Regions from separate parts of the Homo sapiens genome. Here region 2 is linked to region 1. A link is an interaction called in ENCODE POLR2A ChIA-PET data of the cell type or tissue named here. Cell type or tissue: Panc1. All regions are shown on one strand.

What was found. ChIA-PET counts read pairs that join two places held together with the same protein. Peaks named below come from ENCODE experiments on the same cell type or tissue, not always from the same donor. Only the 100,000 strongest peaks of a DNase experiment are listed, where the experiment ranks them.
Region 2: POLR2A ChIA-PET joins it to region 1 with 5 read pairs; 3 of 35 experiments call an interaction of 5 or more read pairs at or near these places.

What each region holds. Positions count from the first base shown.
Region 1 is chr2:214,696,122-214,701,121 of GRCh38, reverse strand. It overlaps the pseudogene ENSAP3. Among named protein-coding and RNA genes, the nearest start is that of BARD1, 110 kb to the left of the region's middle. In Panc1, no CTCF peak of the experiment used is centred here; no DNase peak of the experiment used is centred here.
Region 2 is chr2:214,802,255-214,807,254 of GRCh38, reverse strand. All of the region lies in intron 1 of BARD1 (BRCA1 associated RING domain 1), which reads left to right. Among named protein-coding and RNA genes, the nearest start is that of BARD1, 4.9 kb to the left of the region's middle. RefSeq lists an enhancer at 3,857-4,400. In Panc1, no CTCF peak of the experiment used is centred here; no DNase peak of the experiment used is centred here; H3K27ac peaks cover 405 bases.

The DNA of each region.
Region 1 (5,000 bases):
AGCACTGATCTAATGGTGATGAATTCCGTCAGTTTTTGCTTGTCTGGGAAAGACTTTATTTCTTCTTCGGTTTTGAAGAATAGATTTGTTGCATGTAGTATTCTTGGCTGACAGGTTTTTTTTTTCTGCACTTTGAGTATATCATTCCAGTTTCTACTGGATTTATGTAAGTTTTCTGTTGAGAAATCTTCTGTTAGTCTGATAGGGATTCTTTTATATGAGACTTGACACTTTTCTCTTGTTTTTAGAAATCTTTATCTTTTTTTGACAGTTTGATGATGTGCCTTGGGAAGAGATTTTTGAGTTGAGTCTATTTAAGAATTTTTTAGCTTCCTGTATCCAGATGTCTATATCTATTGCAGATATCTTCAGATATTATTATTATTATTATTGTTATTATTATTTTTATCTTGTTTTTGAGAGGAGTCTCGCTCTGTCCCCCAGGCTGGAGTGCAGTGGTGCAATCTCCGCTCACTGCAAGCTCCGCCTCCCAGGTTCACACCGTTCTCCTGCCTCAGCCTCCTGAGTAGCTGGGACTACAGGCACCCACCACCACACCTGGCTAATTTTTTGTATTTTTAGTAGAGGTGGGGTTTCACTGTGTTAGCCAGGATGGTCTCAATCTCTTGACCTCGTGATCCACCCACCTCGGCCTCCCAAAGTGCTGGGATTACAGGCATGAGCCACTGCACCCAGCCGTCTTCAGATATTATTTAATTATATAGGTTCTCTGTACTTCTGATCATCTCTTCTCCTTCCAAAACACCCCAAATTTGAATATTTAATCACTTTACAGTGTCCCATATCTTATTTGGCTTTCTTCTTCTTTTTAAAAATTGTTTTTCTTTGTCTGGTTTGTTTCTATAAACCTGTTTTCAATGTCAAAAATTCTTCTGCTTGACTTCGTCTATTGTTGAGCTCTCAGGTGCATTTAAAAAATTTCATTGATTAAATTATTCAGTTCCAGGATTTCTGTTTAGCTTTTTTATAACTTTTGTTGAATTTCTCATCTAGATCATGCCTTTTTAAAGTTTATGTATGTAATAATATGACATATCTATGTGCAACATTGCTAGGACCATTGAAGAAACTATACAGTGATGCTCAGCATTTTCCCCTTCCCATATGGACTTTCGATTAAGGATGATAGCATGAGGAAATGGAGCCAGAAATACAAAAATTATATACAAGTGACAGCCAAGGAGTTTAGGGGCCAGGGACTCCAGAGATCCTGCTCTCTTCATTCCTTCCTTACCAACTTTCTCATGTCCAATCTGAATGACAGCCTGACAATTGAATGGCCAGTCAGAAGAGAAGTACATACACACCTTATCCCCCTACATGCACATCAGCTAGTTCATCAGACATTCTCACTGGGCCAAATGTTTAGTATATTGGAATTTGTGATGTAAGAGGGCAAGGGAAGATTACAGAATCTTGCTCTCTTGAATAGTTAGTTCTCACCCTGGCCTTCTCTGTTATAACTAGCAGGTTGTATTCAGTAAGATTCAGTGCAAGCTGGCGAACTAGATTGTAGATGCTGGTCCCTTTCAAGTCCTTTCCTCCTCCTGTTCATGAATCACCAGCATTGCTGCTTCTCCACATCACATAAGAGCTGGGTTGCTGAGTTCTGGGAAGGCAGAGATTTCTCAGTCTTCCTCGTCTCCCTAAACACTTTCCCCAGCTTCTTCCAAGGTGAATCATCTCCTAAGTACCTCCTCATCCAGCTCCCCTGTAGTAATAAACCCCAAAGGCTAGTTCAGTTTATCCCTTTTCTTCCCTTTTTCCCAAAATACACCTGGCATCATATTATATCTGACCCATGGGTCAGCACATATGCAGGCATGATTGAGCATGTCTTCCCAGGTGCACAGTTCTGCTGCCAGAGCAGCTTTTAAGAAGCTAAGGCCCCGATGTAGACTGGAAAAGTGGACTGGGTCAGAGGCAAGAAGCTTCCATGGGTAGCTGCTGCTGCTGCTTTTTTTTTTTTTTTGGACTCTGAAGACCATGCCCTATATGAGGTTCAGGTTCACTTGCCTGAATTTGTAACTCCCAAATCTCAACTTTCTCTCTCCTCATGTAGCCCTCAAATGGTTCCCCTGTGTAATACTTTCCCAGTATTTCATAGCAGCACAGTATTACTTCATCACCTGTTGGCCTTCCTCACTTTTAATTTTACAATGATCAATACAGCGTTTTTCTGCTGGAAGTTATAGGGCTTTAGAATCAGAATCAATTTTATATATATTTAACTCTATTTTAGCGATGAGGAAATGGAAATCCAGAGAGGCTAAATGACTTAAAGGTTATACATGAGCTCTGCTGAGACGAAGTAGAACTAGAACCCAGATGCCTTGACTCCTAAACCAGTGCTTTTCCCATTATCCCACGATATTTTCAAAAGCAACATGTTGGAAGAGAGAGAGAAAAAGTGCCCATTTTCTGTGAGTAATGTTCATCAATCTTTACATTATTTGAGAGCCAGGGCAAACTGCAAGAGATACTAAGTAAAGGGGGCTAAGTGGACATTGTAGTTTTAGGCAAGCAAGTCTGTCTTTCTTTGTAAGGATTTTCTAAACCTGCCGTAATGGAAACATGAAGCAATAGCAGCATAAGGGACAAAACACTTAGAAGCACAAAAACATGTCTTATTTAATCTACCTTTCCCAACTATGTCAGGTTAGCTTTTGGATGTTAAACCTGCCGTATTATTCCCAAGGCTCAGCTTAATCAATTATGGGATATTCTCCTCCAAAAGGAGAAATCACATCTCTCCAGTTTCTCACAAAAGAGAAAGCATTTGCAGCATTATCCAATCCTAGTCTTTCCTATTTCTGGGCCCTACCTGGATTATAGGGAGGATGTAGGAGTCTCAATTTAACCAAAGAAATGGACTCAGAGTCCCCCTTCAACTTACATTACCTTCTCAGAAGCCACTAGGAGAATCATAGTCATTTTTGCCTGGTAACTGAGATCTGACTAGGTGTCCATTTCATCCCTGCCTATAATATGTAAACATCCAGTGGGGTGAGGAGTAGGAGGAGAGGGCAGCCTGGGTTACCCTGCAAGCTTGCTGGTGATAACCAAGGACTTTCTGTGGGGCAGAATGTGGTCACCAGTCACCAGGTTCTTCTTTGGTTCTGCACTTGGAAGCTGCTTACTCTTCATCTTGGCTTTGGCCATGTTGTAGTCTCCTGAGACAAAGTACCTTTTCCCTTTCTGTAATCTCTTCATGAGGAAGTTGGAGCCTCCGGGCTCTTGTCCTAGGCTTAGGTATTTGGACTTTAGCTTTGGCTCCTCAACTCTCTCAGAGAGAATACCTTCTTTATCCTGCATCTTCGTTTCTCCTTGTTGGTCTTCTCCACAGGGTTCTCTCTTTCTTGTTACTGGGATGTGGTAGGACTGAGTCTCTGGGGCATAGGAGGGCCCATATAGTCCACCTGACAAGGGAAAGGGGAAGGGAAATGGGGACAACCTATGCTGCTGCTTTGGCTCCTGTCACTAGGGTTGCTCAGTCAAAATAGCCATAAATTGTTTTTTCTGATTTATTTGTATTGCTTATCTGTGTTCTCTTGCATCTCACTTAGTTTCTTTAATATCATTATTTTGAATAATTTTTCAGGCATTTCATAGATTTTCTTTTCTTTGGGATCTTTTACTGGAGAAGTGTTGTTTTTTCATTGGAGGCATCATGTTTCCTTGCTTTTATATATTTATTGTGTCCTTGTGTTGATATCTGTGCATTTAGTATGAGTTACTCCTTCAAATTTTATGGATTGGTTTTTGTAGAGAAAGACTTTTTCATGTATTTATAGCATTGGTTAGGTAGGATGTTTTGGCTCTGATTCTGAGTGGCTGCAGTAGTATAGTGTCTGTATAATTTTTTTCACTACAATCAGCATCTGTGAGTTCATCAGTGGCTTAGCTTGCAGTGGTTAGCAGAGGCTATGGTGAGGTTTTGCACAAGACAGGGATGCCAGGAGGGCCAGTCCTTGGGTGTCAGTGGTGGCAGCAGCGAGCTGGGTGTGCAGGTCTTCGGGCCCCTGAGTAGTGTATGTGAGTGCCAGCAATGGTGGGCCTAGGCAGACCAGTCCTTGGGCCTCCAAGCAGCTTGCTTGGGTGCTGGCAGTAGTTGGCCAGGTAGGCCTTGTGTTCCTGGATGGCATGCATGGCATTGGTGGTGGTACATGAGCTCTGCTGAGTGGCATGCACAGGTGCCAGCAGTGGTGGTGGTAGGCTGGATGAGCTGGTCACCAGGCCCTAGGGAGGTTCATGTGGGTACTGGTAGTGTGGGTAAGGTGGTCTCATTTCTTATGTCCCTGGACAGTGCATGTGTGCACTGGTGGCAGCAGCAGGGCAGGCCTACCCCCAGGCCCCCAGGAGCATGCACAGACAGCAGTGGTGATGGAGTGGGACTGTCCTCAGGACCCCCAGTAGTGTGTGCAGGTACTGAAGGCCACAAGTGGGGCAGATTTATCCCTGGGCACCTGGATGACATGCTCATTCATGCCAGTACCCAGGCCCCTTGAAGACATGAGCAGTGGCTTTGCTGCCAGAGGAAGGGAGGTTGATTACAGTGGTAGCAGCAGCCCTGGGCATGCAGCTCTCAGGCTCTGGGAGGTGTATGCTTTAGCTCCCGTTGTCCAGTGGCAGCCTCCTTGTTGCATTTCACCTCCCGTTCTTTGGGGTCTAGGATATTGTGTGGCTAGAGTGCTAGACAATGTGCTGTACTGCTGGGTCCAGTTGGCATCATAACACTGCAACCCTCTGAGGGATGGCAGTGGGGCTCCAGGGTTGTGGAGATGCAGGTAGAGCAAGAAGTAGTCAGGTGGAAGGTGGGTTCTCAAAATGGTGCTGTGCTGCAGTTGCTTGGGTCTCGATAGTGTGTGGAACCCAATGCAAAGTCCCTCTCTGGAACCAAGCTCTTGTGTGGACTCCAGGCAGCTCCCTATACTAGTCTTGGGGCCCATGAGGGCTGAGAGGCTCTCCCTTGGCTGCAT
Region 2 (5,000 bases), 110 kb before region 1:
TACAGAATGCTATTGAATGCTATTGATTTTTTTTTTTTTAATCCGAACCTCTATAGATGAACTGAATCTTAACTCTTAGACTGCATGTTTTCATGTAGGGGTCTGCAAATTTTTTCGGTAAAGGGCCAGGTAATTAATATTTTAGGCCTTTCTGCCCGCAAATAGTTTTTGTTCTTATTTATTTTTACATCTCTTAAAAATGTAAAAACCATTCTTTCCTTAAGGGCTGTACAGAAACAGACTGCTGGCTTGGTTTGGCCCACAGGCAATAGTTGCTAAACTGTCGATAAAGTCTTGATAAACTTAATGTCTCAAGTTTAAAAATCCTTTTTGGTATACAATTTTATATCACATGGGGTGCCTTTTTTTTTTTTTTTTCCCTAGGCAAAGTTTCACTCTGTCACCCAAGCTGGAGTGCAGTGGCATGATTTCAGCTCACTGCAACCTCCTTCCCCCGGGTTCAAGCAATTCTCTTGCCTCAGCCTCCTGAGTAGCTGGAACTACAGGTGCATGCCACCATGCCCGGCTAATTTTTGTATTTTTACTAGAGACGGGGTTTCATCATGTTGGCCAGGCTGGTCTCCAACTCCTGACCTCAAGTGATCCGCCCACTTCAGCCTCCCAAAGTGCTGGGATTACAGGCGTGAGCCACCATGCCTGGTCTTTACATGGGCTTTAATGTTTAGAAATGATTTTGCTTTCCTCTGTAGGTGTCTCTGCAACTTTGGCACTATCTATAGTGAAAAAAGCATGGCCAGCTGCACCTTACTCAAGGAGGAAAAGCATTGTTCCTACCTCTGCCTTTGCCCTGGTAGCCTCCTGACATTGCCGGCAAGGAGCAACTCAGAATGGTCTGCTTCTTCCATTTGCTACCCTCCATTCAAAGCAGTGTCATATTATTTGAAATTGTGTCAGTATGTCCTTTTACAGAGTTTCAGAGTTCTACCCAGTGGGCTAGTGATTACCCCGATTACCCTCACATTCAGCTTGCAGCTGACATCTGCCTTGTGTTGCACATGGATCTGTTTTGCAGCAAGCATTACTTGCTGGTGAGGGTGGATTGGTACATAACCGGGCATCCTTTCTTGACCTTTAACATGAATCTGGCTTCAAGGTGAAGCCGATGAAAGTGTTCAAGAGGCCAGATGTGACATTTATATTAGGACCAAGCCTCACAACCAGAAAGAAGCTATTTAAGGATTTGGAAAAATGAGACAGGAAGACCATATTATTTGAGAGGCTGGCAGAAAGCACAGTAATAATGTGTTCCTAAAGGAAGCAGGAAATGGTAATAGGAGCTGCAGTGTAGAAGCCCCAGGTGTCATATAACACTGTTTTGTGAATTAATAGGTACCTCTTGGCATATTTTTGAGGGTGAGAGTGGGATTAGACATCTATGACAATTGTAACGTGGGCCTTTTTAATCAACTTTTTATGAAAAGTTAGAAAGTAATCTTTTAACCTTTATGATAGGTATTTTTTTTTTTCTGAGTTCTTGTTTAGGAGATGATCAAGCTTAATTTTGTATTCTCTCATACTTTGAGGCAGCATAGTGTAGATGTTAAATGTGTGGAATCTGGAGTTAGATTCCCTGGGTTCAAATCCTGGCTCCATTATTTAGGTTATTTTATCTTTTTATGCTTCCTTTTCTTCATCTGCACAAAATGAGTGGATATTCATAAGATGCCTTGAGCTGTGTCTGTTATGTACTAAATACTATATGAATATTTGTGAAATAAAGGATAGGTTCTCTGACTCCGGGTTCAGCTTTTGCCTTTCTTCATGAGTTTTGAATGTTCAGAGGCATTCTCACAGAGCAGTGATCCCCAAATGGAATGATTTCTCCCTGGCACTGGTTATTCATTAGAATAACGAGAAATCACTGAGACACTGTGTAAGGGGTGATAAGGTGATGCATTTTCTACTTCTGCCTTTAAGGAGTGTATGCTTAATTATAAGGGATAAAATAAATACAAGTTCAGGGTAAATTGTCGTGCAGGTCGACATAGTGCTGAGAAGAGTACTTGGGTAGGGCCAGTGGAAGGAAGCTTCATGGGCTTTTAAATTGAAATATGAATAGATTTTCTTTTTTCTGAGACGGAGTCTCCCTCTGTCACCCAGGCTGGAGTGCGGTGGTGTGATCTCGGCTCACTGCAACCTCCGCCTGCCAGGTTCAAGTGATTCTCCTGCCTCAGCCTCCTGAGTAGCTGGGATTACAGGTGAGCGCCACCAAACCCGGCTAATTTTTGTATTTTTAGTAGACACGGGGTTTCACCATGTTGCTCAGGCTGGTCTCGAACTCCTGACCTTGTGATCCGCACTTCTTGGCCTCCTAAAGTGCTAGGATTACAGGCGTGAGCCACCACACCAGGCCGAGATGCGAATAGATTTTTAAAATGGAGCCAGGTTGCAGGGAGCTGGGGTGATGGGTGTTATTTGCAAATAACTAGCTATAAAGAATTGTAGGGTAAAGGGGGACTGGGTCAGGTGAACAGAGAGTTAAGACAGGGTCAAATCAGTGATAGTAGCCTAACAACAGAATACTCAGTTGGTTTATATAGTTAACTTCCTAAAGAGAGCAATTTGTATAGCTTTCCTGGACTCTGGTTCCTCATCTATAAAATGAGGAAAATGGACTCGTTGATTTGTAAAGTTCTCTCCAGTTTGCAGATTTCATAGTTATTTGTGTCCACTGGATGAAGTTTAACATACATACAGAAAAGGCACAAATCATTGGTGTTCAGCTTGTATCGTATCTTCCAAGTTAGAATTTATTTGTGAGATTTATTTATTTATGGAATATTTTGAGTGATGTCTGTCTCCTTCAGTTATATATTTAGTAAAACTAGGTTCACGTTTGTAGCCACAATGCCAGACACATAGTTTCTTAGTGTATGTTAAATTGATGTATGAAAGAACTTAGGTTAAGGTAGGATCACATTTGAAGGGCCTTTGCAAGTGGTAATACCAGAAGATCTAGTTAATTTACATGAATTGCTAAGAATCCCCTATAGGTTCCATGTCATTATCCATATACTTTACTTGTTAAACACTTTATTCTTCTAAAGATAAACACAAGAAAAATTGTTTAATTGGCTTGGTGAGCCTGCACATTTAGATGTTCAACATGTTGGTCCACACGTTAAAATTACCTTGAGGATTCTTTAAAATGTAAGAGCACTTTGGGAGCTGTCTTGCCTAATATTAAATAGCAGTTGATATTTCATGGAGATACAGGGGAGCCATTCTATTAAGAAATAGATCTGCCTTGGTATTATCATCTCAGATGGATTTACCTTCCTTTTTTTCTTTTCGAAGAAAATTTTGTATCAGTAAGAACTTTAAAAAAAATTGTTCTCACTACTTAATTCTTCCCTAAGTTATCCTCTGACAGCACTGATCTGAAGGGGTGGGTTGCCCCTCCACACCTGTGGGTGTTTCTCGTAAGGTGGAACGAGAGACTTGGAAAAGAAAAAGACACAGATACAAAGTATAGAGAAAGAAATAAGGGGACCCAGGGAACCAGCGTTCAGCATATGGAGGATCCCGCCAGCCTCTGAGTTCCCTTAGTATTTATTGATCATTCATGGGTGTTTCTCCGAGAGGGGGATGTGTCAGGGTCACAAGACAATAGTGGGGAGAGGGTCAGCAGACAAACACGTGAACAAAGGTCTTTGCAACATAGACAAGGTAAAGGATTAAGTACTGTGCTTTTAGATATGCATACACAGAAACATCTCAATGCTTTACAAAGCAGTATTGCTGCCCGCACGTCCCACCTCCAGCCCTAAGGCGGTTTTTCCCTATCTCAGTAGATGGAACCTACAATCGGGTTTTATACTGAGACATTCCATTGCCCAGGGACGGGCAGGAGACAGATGCCTTCCTCTTGTCTCAACTGCAAGAGGCTTGCCTTCCTCTTATACTAATCCTCCTCAGCACAGACCCTTTACGGGTGTCGGGCTGGGGGACGGTCAGGTCTTTCCCTTCCCACAAGGCCATATTTCAGACTATCACATGGGGAGAAACCTTGGACAATACCTGGCTTTCCTAGGCAGGGGTCCTTCCGCAGTGTTTGTGTCCCTGGGTACTTGAGATTAGGGAGTGGTGATGACTCTTAAGGAGCAAGCTGCCTTCAAGCATCTGTTTAACAAAGCACATCTTGCACAACCCTTAATCCATTTAACCCTGAGTTTGACACAGCACATGTTTCAGAGAGCACCGGGTTGGGGGTAGGGTCATAGATTAACAGAATCTCAAGGCAGAAGAATTTTTCTTAGTACAGAATAAAATGGAGTCTCCTATGTCTACTTCTTTCTATACAGACACAGTAACAATCTGATCTCTCTTGCTTTTCCCCACACTGATCTTTCTAAATCAACTACATGTAAAGTTACAGAAGTATGACTGTAGATGGGGAAAAAGTAGAGTAGCTGAATTTTCAAGGTACAGAAATCCTGTTACCATGCAAATGTCTTCTCTTATTTGTTTGGATTTTTTCTATCTAATATATATGTATATCAAACAGAAAATAGGGTAAGGATAAAATGGAATTGTTAATACAAATGCATTTTTGTATATAGGCTTCCATTTGGTTCATTCACTAAGAACTTATTGAAATCCTGCAGTTAATCTAGCACCATGCTAGGTAGGTAATGGTGGGTTGGGGAGCTCAGAAAAAATGAAAGTTAAGATCTCTTGTCTTAGGGCTGGAGTCTAATTTCAAGACAAGAGAAATAGAAAATCAGGAAGTTAAAATACAGATGCTCCTGAACTTGAGATGGGGTTATGTCTGGATCAACCCATAGTAAGTTTAAAATATTGTATGTCAAAAATATATTTAATATACATACCCTACCAAACATCATAGCATAGCCCAGCCTACCTTAAACATGCCCAGAACACTAACATTAGCCCAGTTGGGTTAAATCATCTAACACAAAGCCTATTTTATAATAAAGTGTTTAATAGCTCATGTAATTTATTGAATACCATACTAA